Regions from separate parts of the Homo sapiens genome. Here region 2 is linked to region 1. Evidence: chromatin contacts called from ENCODE Hi-C or POLR2A ChIA-PET data. All regions are on one chromosome and are shown on one strand. The core of a region is the stretch at or near the end of the contact, and the rest is flanking DNA. Distances in the headings are between cores, read along the strand shown. Region 1 overlaps DAB2IP (DAB2 interacting protein). Region 2 overlaps TTLL11 (tubulin tyrosine ligase like 11).

Region 1 (4,861 bases), core at 1,198-3,697:
AGATGGAAGAAGATGCTGCCTCTGCCCCCGCATTCTAGGGGGGGCCCAGCATGAGCTAAGGAGGGCTTCCTGGATGTGGAGAGCTGGGAGGAATTAGATAAGCCAGAGGGGAAGCACTTCCTGGAGAATGGAAATACTCGCTTTTCAGCTAATTTATTCTTTTGTTTCATTATCATTTCCCACTTGGGTCTCGCATCCCCAGGGCCCTGAGGTGGCTGTTGGAGGTATTTATGGTCCCGGGTGGGGTGCAGGGACCAGTTAGAAACCAGTCCCACTCAGGCCATGATGCATGGGTGTGTTCACATGTGAGGAGGAGCCAGGCACAGACTGAGCTCAAGGAGAGGGAACGCATGGGTCAGGGCCTTGAAACATTCTCAGGAGTGGTGCTGAGTGGAGAGATGGGGGAGGGCAGTGGGCTAGCATGTTTGTGGTGGGCTCTAGAGCTTGGGAGCTTCAGAGTTGCTGCAGTTGTGGCTGGGGTTGGAGCCCCAGGTGCTGTGCAGGGAGGTTGGGCTCTTTTCCTGGGGCTGGGGGTAGGGGGACTGTCACTCTCCCTAAACTTTCTGAGCAGCCAGGCTAAGCCTGATAGTTTTTCCTACAGGCCAGGGAGGGCTGCAGGGTTGTCCCTGCTCAGAAGCAAGAGGGGCAGGGGCAGCTAGCCCACAGCTCACTTCTGATTTGCCCACCACTCACCCTCGTCAATGAGTGTTCCTTAGATGCTTTTTTTTTTTTTTTTTCCCCTGAGACAGAGTCTCGCTCTGTCGCCCAGGCTGGAGTGCAGTGGCACTATCTTGGCTCACTGCAAGCTCCACCTCTCAGGTTCACACCATTCTCCTGCCTCAGCCTCCCGAGTAGCTGGGACTACAGGCGCCCGCCATCACGCCCAGCTAATTTTTTGTATTTTTGGTAGAGATGGGGTTTCACCGTGTTAGCCAGGATGGTCTCGATCTCCTGACCTCATGATCCACCTGCCTCGGCCTCCCAAAGTGCTGGGATTACAGGCGTGAGCCACCGCGCCCGGCCTAGATGCTCTTCTTTTAAAATTCAGGGCACTTCGCTGTTCTGCTGAGGTTTATGAATGTTTAAAAACTGCTTTGCGGTCCCCAAAGTAATTTGACAAGTCTGACAGCTATTGATTAAAAACCCGAAATTATTCAGGCTGCAGGATGACTTGGGGGATTAGATGGAAAGTTTTTTGTTTCTTCTCTCTCTCTCTGCACCCCTCCTCCCCCGCAAAAAAAAAAAAAAGAAAGAAAGAAATAAGATGTGGAAAGGTAAATGTGTTCCTGAATGTTTTTTGAAAACTCCATTAGGCTTGCACAGTTTATACGGGGAGAGGATGTTGAAGGCTGCCTCTCATTCAGGAGCCAGTACCAGCGCCCTCTCGAATCCCTGGTCTCTCCGGAGCTTTGGCCCAAGTCACCCCAGGCAGCAGTGAGATGTTGCTATTACATTATTACAGGTGATGGTAGTGGTGTTGGTAGCAGTTATGATAGTTTATGGTCCCTTATGTTCTAGGGAGTTGACGTAGGGTTTTTGTGGCTTTCTCTGAAGTAGCTCAGCGTGTGAGGAAATGGCACCTAGAAGGGGGAGGAAACTCGTTCAGGGTCTGTGATAGACCTTAGATACAGCTGGGATAGAGACCAAAGACTCCTTCAGGGAGAGGAACGGGCCGTTGCTGGGGTGCTGGGCTGATTGGATGCCTGGCCTCCAGGCCTGACTCACTGTGAGGTAGGTGCCAAGAGTGTCCCACAGAGGGTGACCAGGCCGTTAGAACCCCAGCTTTCACTTCTGGACCATGTGACCTAGCCAAGCCACTCCCTGTCTCTAAGCCTCAGTTTCCTCTTTAGAGAACGTCCTAAAGCTTCCATTGAGCCTTTTGGATTAACTGGCTCATGTATTGCCCCATGAGCCAGGGCTTGTGGGACCTGAGCTTGAATACCCACTCTCCCTTTCTTCTGGGGCAGTGCTGCCTTTTGTGCAGAGTTGTTGGGAGAAGGCCATGAGATGATGTTTGTACTTTGGTGAGAACACCTGCAACTGGCACATGGTAGGTGCTTAGTAAGTGGCTGTTAGGTCCAGGCTGCCACAGTGTCATTCATTTAGTCAGCCTATATTGGGCACCACGGGACACCAGGCCTCACAGCAAGCATGAGCTGTCCCATCCTCCTGTTTTGGTTGCAGGGTGTGGACCCTCCTCTGCCAGCTCAGCCCTGTGATGTGGGGGGAAGCACAGGCTCCCAGGGGTGAGGGCAGAAGGCCACGTGTCTCCCTGTCTCACAGCCCAGGGCGTTCTGTGTGTATGGGGGCGTCACAACTGGGTCTTGGTGACTGCTAGGACCTACCCCTTACCTTGGCCTGAGGGAACCCTGGGTTGAGAGGGACCACGCCTCTGGGCCCTGTCATCCCTGGAAGACTTCCCAGGCAGGGCAGCCAACCTTTCTGCCTTTTTAGGACAGGCTCTGTCTCCCCAGGGCCCTGGGAGCCACCAGGCGGCTGCATTCCTCTCCTCTCCCCTGGGATCCCAGCTGGGCCAGGAGTGAGCACTGGCCTTCTGAGCAGCCGGTTCCCAGGCCAGCGGGGCAAGGCTGGGCTTGGGGAGAGAGCTCTGCTGGACATACTAGGCAGGGCGCTGCCCTGTTTATGTCCTGCCGTTTGATTCCCAGCAGGTCAGTGCATTCATTGTGACCATGTCCAGACTCTCTTTTTTTCCAGTGTGGGCAGACGCTTCTAGCACAGCCTCTGGACCTGCCTGGCTATGACAGGCAGAAGCATGATTGGCATGTTCTGACCTGATGAGGCCTAGAGAGTCTGCTGAAGTCCTGACTGCAGAACCATCAGGTCCTGCCAGCCTTTGGGTGGGCACCAACTCTGTGGAGACAAACCTTGTCCAGGATTTCTCTTCCTTCCAGACCTGGTTGGGGTAGTGGACAGTGGCTTGGGACCACACAGGCTGGTGGGCTGGAGACTGGGGCTGGAGATGGCTGTGCTTGGGAGTCCCAGGCAGAGGGGCTAAAGGGGCCTCCTCACGGGGGTCTACTGCCCACTGCTAGGCACACCTTCTTCTCCTTTCATTTCGCCTCAGGAAATGAAGGGCTTTTTAAAGAAATTTGAGGCATCCCAGAGCATTTGGGCAGATATGATTGATCCCCATTTTGCAGATGGGGAAAACTGAGGCATGGAGAACGTAAAGCGTTTGAGTCGTCACGGGACAGGAACAGGAAACAGCCTGGGAAGTCCATATCTTGTCACTCCAAATTGTCAAAAGTGTGACCTATCCCAGAAATGTCAGCCTTGATAGCAGCGTGTGCATCGTTCACCAGTGTTGTTCATAGCTGTGTCTCCAGCTCCTGACATCGTGGCTGGCAATGAGGTGGGCGAATGGAACAGACCAAAGAGGCATGAACAGTTATGAGCAATGGATGGGAGTCACTGACACCCCTGCCCTCCTGAGCCTCCCGCCTGCATGGTCTCATTTGATCCTTAGAGCAACCCATGAGGAAGGTGTGTCGTTATCCTCACTACGGATGGGGAAACTGAGTCCTAGAGAGTCGAATGACTTAAAGTATCCAAGGTTGTATATTTCATAAGGAATAGAGACTCGGTTTGCTCTGCAGCCAGGCACCCTTGACACTAGGCCCTCTGTCCTCCTGCCCGCTCGCAGCTGCAGGTGCATTTCTGTAGCATTCACTTGTGTGCGCGCGCGCGTGTGTGTGTGTGTTTAATCCCAGGGCCCACTGCACTGCCTGCCTTTGTGTACTGCCCAGCCCATTACCCTGGCAGCCCTAGCCATGCAGCATGTCTTAAAGGGGCCCCCCGGCTCCTGCTTGCACACTTTCAGAGACAGGGAGCCCACTCTCTCTAAAACCAGACGAGCCTGGCCCATTCAAGGACAGCTGTGACTGAGCTGGAAGTGGCCTCTCCTGGTCCCAGCCTTGCCCTTTGGGGCCACACAGGGCAGCTCCCTCTGAGCTTTCGAGATTTGGAGGGTGACCCTGAGCCCCTTATTTTCCGACCAAACAATCCCACTCTCAATTCCCCCCACCCAATAGTTGGGAACACCCTTGCTGTGTCAAGTAGGGATTTTTAATTACTGTAAGTTTCGGTTTGGGGTCCTTTCCCTCCTTGGAATAATGAGTTTGCTGAGCTTTTGTGTCACCGACCTTTTAAGAGAAAAAAGGATCAGAGTTGAAAAACAGCTTGTGGGTTGGCTGGAACGCTATCAGATAAGGCTAGGCCCCAGGAGCCAGGACAGTGTCCCCATTGTTCTGCCACCAGCCCTCACAATGAGCTGCTGTTGGGCCCTGGCGCTGTCTCTCATAGCAGCTCCCCGTGCCTTGTGCCCACGTTTCCTGGGCCCTGGGCAGGGGCTGCCCCATCCCTGTATCCCCCGGTCCTTCCTTCCCCACCTGGAGTGAGTGGGTCACAGCTAGTGGGTTAGCTGGCTGTGGACCTTTCCCTGCTGCCCGGCTGCTGTGGACCTTTCCCCCTGCCCGGCTGCTGTGGACCTTTCCCTGCTGCCCGGCTGCTGTGGACCTTTCCCCCTGCCCGGCTGCTATGGACCTTTCCCTGCTGCCCAGCTGCTGTGGGCCACCCCTGGACGATGGAAAGGCCAAGCCAAGGCTGGTGCAGTTAGTCTTGAACTCCGCTGAACTGGGTTCACATCTGACTCGGCCACTTGCTATGCATGTGATCTTGGGCAGGTCACCTCAACTTTCTGGGTGCACCTTTTTAGTCCTGACAGGATTGTCACGAGAATTAAGTGGAACAGGTGGGAGATTGTGGCCCTGAGCCGGGCTTAGGTAGCGTAGTGTGAGCTGTCTGTCTGGAGAGACCAGGGACCACTTTGTGGTGGTGACAT
Region 2 (4,930 bases), core at 200-2,699, 150 kb after region 1:
AGGAATTCTTAGTGTTCCAGGCTTAAAGTTCATTTTGTCAGAGAAGAACTGTGTTTGCTTCTGTCATGTGTCTGGGAACACCAACAACTTAGAACAGCTTTGAACTAAATTATAAGTATTCTGTTTTTCAAGTCACACAGATAATGTGAATTCCAACTCCAAACTCTTGTGAGATTGGGCTTATGGCTCTTAAAGAAGACACTGTCTTTCCCTCCCCCGAGAACCAAGGCCAACACTGGTAAGTATCCCTATATTGCCCTGCGGGATGGGTTTTTCCTGGTTCACTCGCTGAGAATGTGATCTTTCAGTGGTCCTGGTTTTATGTGGGAGTTTCCAATCTAATTTCCCTCATTGTTGGGTCTCTAGACTTTGTTTCTTGTCTCCATGTGGCCCCAAGGTCTAGGCCACAAGGGATTGTCAGATGCTTGCACGGAAACCCCAGTTTCAACACCTGTTCACTCCCTCTGAAGCTGTGTTTCCTCATTACTTTGTGTTTTCTCATTGCTTCTGGCTTCTGATAATTTTTTTGTACTTTCCTGCCAGCACATTCCTACATTAAATTTTTTATTTTTTATTTATTTATTTTTTAGCCAGCATGTACTGGGGAGTTTCTTCAGATATCTAATCTGTAATATTGTTAGACACAGAAGATCTATTGTGTGATCACACAAAAATTACTTTCATTGCTTTTCTCTCTTTATAAAAATAATATATATCCTCTATAAAGAAAAAATAAAACCATGGGCAATCAAGATGAAAATAAAAACCATTTCTCATCCTACAGCCCAGAAGCAACCAGTGAACACTTTGGTGCCTATCCTTCCTTATCTATATAAAATAGATCCTCCGTATTTGTTATTTTGAAAGCTTTTTCCTCCACCCAAACTATGATGAACATATTTTCCTGGACTTCACTATTCTTTAAGAACATCCTTTTAAGTTACCAGAGTGCACAGGTGTGCCATGATGGAGGTGGTTTTGAATAAAAGTCTGCCTGACTCCTGAGTTCTTACTTTTTCCATTGTTCTGTGCGAGGCATTTCCCTCTAAGCATTAGCTAAACCAGAGTAGTTAGGAACCTTGGAGAAAAAGATGTTTCTCACAGACTGTTTCAATTCCCTGTGTCCCACTTTAGGCTTAGTGTGTCTTTAATTGTGTGCAGCTGGGTTTATGCTTGATCTGTTTAGCCTGGAGTTTCTACCGAGTTGTTTTTTTTTTTAAAGGTCCTTAATGGGATGTTGACGGGTTTATCTCACTCTCCTTTTTCGTGCCTGTACTGAGTTTGAGTAAGTCATCAGCAAGCCCTCCATTTATGTGTTTTTAGTGGAGTCCAGATGCTTCTTTTCTGACGCAGATGGGAGTTAAACAGCAGACCCAGGGCCACAGGAATGGTCAGTGGCCACAGGAATGGTCAGCCATGCCATTCTCTGTGGACTTCTAGTTCGTCATTGTAACACGTGTTGGGAAACTCTAGAGCCTTTTCTGCTCTGACATTCAGCAAGCATTTTCTCTCTCTCACAGAGTCACAGGTTATCAGATGGGGGATATCTGCAGGTTCTACACTATAGACTATATCATCTACCCCTGGGACTCTTATCTCAAATGAGCCCAGCTGCTTGGGGGCTTTCCTATGACTACTGTAACCACATTTCCTTATCCAGAAGTTCAGACACATTCTCTGATGGCCTCGGTCCAAAGGTAATAGTCACAATGGGCCAACTCTCAGAGGCCTGCAATGTACCTGAAACTGCACTGTATTTCACATAGATCCTCTAATCCTCATACCACGCCTGCAATGCAACAGGCTCCCTATTTTACAGACAGAAAAACTAAAGATTAAAGAGAGGAGCTTGCCCAGCATCACAACAAATAGGAGAGTCAGGATTGGAGCCCGAGTCCCACTCTTTCCATCCTGCCGTACTGCTTTTTGCTCTTGGGTTTTTTAGAACACAGAAATTCTGAGGGCATGGGAAGAACACTTAGCTAAATCTTTGGCAGTCCCCAGGGCTTGGCTGAAAAGTACCTATCATATGTATGGCAAAGCTGGATGGCACTGGTAAAAGCAGCACCTGTTTTAAACTCAAAACTGGGTTCACATCCCAACTCTGTCACTGAGATGCTGTGTGACTTGGGCAAGTTCACTTAACTCTTCAGATCTTCTGTTTTCTTATCCTTAAAATGAAGGTAATACCTCCCTTGTAAGGTTGTTGTGAAGATTAGGTGAGATTTTATATAAATATATACATGTAACGTATGAATATGAGATTACATGTATTTATTTTTATGCACATTATTTTTTATAAAATGTTTTAAACACTCATTTTACACACACAGATATCCCATAGGCGCCCAGTGGCTGGTATAAGGCAGTCACCAACCTCTCTGGTTCTGCCACGTCTATACTTCGTGAATCTGTCAGTAAAAGCAAATCGGATGGTACAATTAAAAGGATTAGGTAAATGTAAAGTATTGAAAGAAAATATTGAGGTGTATCTTTTCTTCTGTGCTTTGAATGGAGTGACATTTATCTTGTTATTTTATAGCTGGGAGTTTGCAGGGTTTTCCAGCTCAGCTCAGGGATACCAAATACAACGTGGGTTAAATATACAAGCCAACTCAGCTTCATGCCCGGGCTAAGCCTGTCCATGAAACATAAACCGCGTTAATTCCCATATTCATGACAGAGTTCTCTTGGGGGAACAGCATTTGGAGAAAATACTAACAACTAAAACTATTTCCACATTTCATAATGATCATCCAAGGGACATCTGCAACTGTGTGGCTTTGATACATTCTTTTTTTTTTTTTTTTGAGACGGAGTCTCGCTCTATCGCCAGGCTGGCATGCAGTGGCACGATCTTGGCTCACTGCAACCTCCGCCTCCCGGGTTCAAGCCATTCTCCTGCCTCAGCCTCCTGAGTAGCTAGGACTATAGGCACGCACCACCACGCCCAGCTAATTTTTGTATTTTTAGTAGAGACAGGGTTTCACCGTATTAGCCAGTATGGTGTCAATCTCTTGACCTCGTGATCTGCCCGCCTCGGCCTCCAAAAGTGCTGGGATTACAGGCGTGAGCCACCACGCCCAGCCCAATACATTCCTACATGTTTAATGTGTGGCCCATCTGGAGCCACACCAGCGGATTCAGCCCTGTTGGAGCCTTGAGCCAGTCCAGGCCCAACAATCGCCTTTGCCCTGGTGGTGTTCCTTCTGATTTAAGTCTGGAATCCTCACACATAAGAGAAACCTCAGGCTCTAGTAGCTACCGACCCCATCCTCATGGAGCCAGGTCAATTTCTTCCAACTGGGCTTCTGCCCTTGTTCCTGGTCGGTACCTTGTTTTCCACAAGGGAGACAACCTGACCAGGATCCCTGCCCGTTTGACTGGCCCCTGCCATGCCCTTGTTTCCTTTTTCTACCAAGGCAACAGGTGTTAGTCCCCACAGATAACCTTCGTGCTATCTGGGTCCAGCCGTGAATAACCTGAGCTCATGAAACCATGAGGCCACCAGCGTCTAGTTGCCAGTATTGACTCATGTATGGACGTCGATGCTCCTTTTGCCATTTTGGACCCACAGATATGGACACAAACAAATCCAAGTTTGTTTTGTCATGTTCTTTCACTTTGAAAAGCTCAGCTAACTTTCTGGATTGTTCCCCAGGCCCTCAGAACGTGCTGGCCTATGCTGTACATTGCTCACTAGTGGTGATCCAAGTTGCGGGGGTTCTCTGTAATATCACTGGTTCTAATATTGTAATATTATATCTCTCTGTAGAAGACATGAAAATGAAAAATATAGAACTATATAGGCAAGAGAACAAAACTCTCATATGTAATCTCACTATCCAGAAATTATCACTTTTAGTATTTTGATAAATCCCTTTCCACTCCTCTTGGATGCACATAATATTTTCACATAGCTGAAGTCACACTATACATACAATTTTAAAACCTGATTTTACATTTAACTTTTTTTTTTTTTTTGAGACAGAGTCTTGCTTCGTCACCCAGGCTGGAGTGAGATGGCACGAACTCGGCTCACTGCAACCTCCATCTCCAGGGTTCAAGCTATTCTCATGCCTCAGCCTCCTGAGTAGCTGGGATTACAGGCACACATCATCAAGCCTGGCTAATTTTTTGTATTTTTAGTAGAGACGAGGTTTCACCATGTTGCCCAGGCTGGCCTTGAACTCCTGAGCTCAGACAATCTGCCTGTCTCAGCCTCCCAAAGTGCTAGGATTACAGGCATGAGCCACTGCACCCAGCCATTTAACATTTTATTATAAGCATTTTTGCCATATCACCAAGTTTACCTATAGACATCATCTTTAATGACAGAATGACAATCCCTCAAGCTAACCCATATTTACATTGTTTCTAATTTGTCACTGCTTGGATGAACCTATTTGTGCAAAAAAATCTTTCTCATAATTTTGGATTATGTCTTTGGTGCAAATTCCTAGAAGTGAAATTTCTAAGTCAACAAGTGTGAACATTTTAAGGCCCTTGATATACAATCTGGCTTTAGTCTATGACTTTGTGAGTTGTTAAAGAATAAATTCATAGTCACCAATTCAAAGATTTTTCATCTATAATCTTTTGTTTGCCATGAAGTTAACTACTGAGATCACAATAAAATAGGGTGATACTTTTTCTATTAATTTCAACACAAATATGGGCTTAAAAATATTTCACACAGGAGTATGGGAAACTGGAAGTAATGAGATTAGGCAATATTTTCAAATGACCTGCAATCACTTTCCTAATAACAGGAAATTGTCATGAAGATTTGTATCTCTAATTATTTTTTAGACTCTTCTCCTCAAAGCTATGAATCTGAATCTGAGTCAGCAGCCTAAACAGCCAGAATTGGAAACAGTGAACTCTATTTCTGAGTTTCTTGAGTAGCATGGGAACTTGGGATGTCAGC

What was found. A loop is a pair of places that touch in the nucleus more often than their neighbours do. ChIA-PET counts read pairs that join two places held with the same protein, here RNA polymerase II (POLR2A). Pooled maps may share reads with other maps.
Region 2: a map of ovary shows a loop between it and region 1 (2.3-fold over the local background). The contact joins two enhancer-like sites. A Hi-C loop is called at or near these places in 1 of 168 maps with a recorded cell type or tissue (ovary) and 4 of 50 pooled maps. POLR2A ChIA-PET finds 5 or more read pairs at or near these places in 2 of 52 experiments (AG04449 and HEK293T).

What each region holds. Positions count from the first base shown.
Region 1 is chr9:121,746,624-121,751,484 of GRCh38, forward strand. The region is part of intron 3 of DAB2IP (DAB2 interacting protein); the gene reads left to right. Among named protein-coding and RNA genes, the nearest start is that of DAB2IP, 97 kb to the left of the region's middle. RefSeq lists an enhancer at 1,889-2,412. Within about 2 kb of position 2,448, at least 20 of the 41 ENCODE cell types and tissues checked have a DNase peak (open chromatin) inside an H3K27ac peak, as active enhancers do.
Region 2 is chr9:121,901,386-121,906,315 of GRCh38, forward strand. The region is part of intron 6 of TTLL11 (tubulin tyrosine ligase like 11); the gene reads right to left. Among named protein-coding and RNA genes, the nearest start is that of TTLL11, 190 kb to the right of the region's middle. Within about 2 kb of position 1,450, at least 4 of the 41 ENCODE cell types and tissues checked have a DNase peak (open chromatin) inside an H3K27ac peak, as active enhancers do.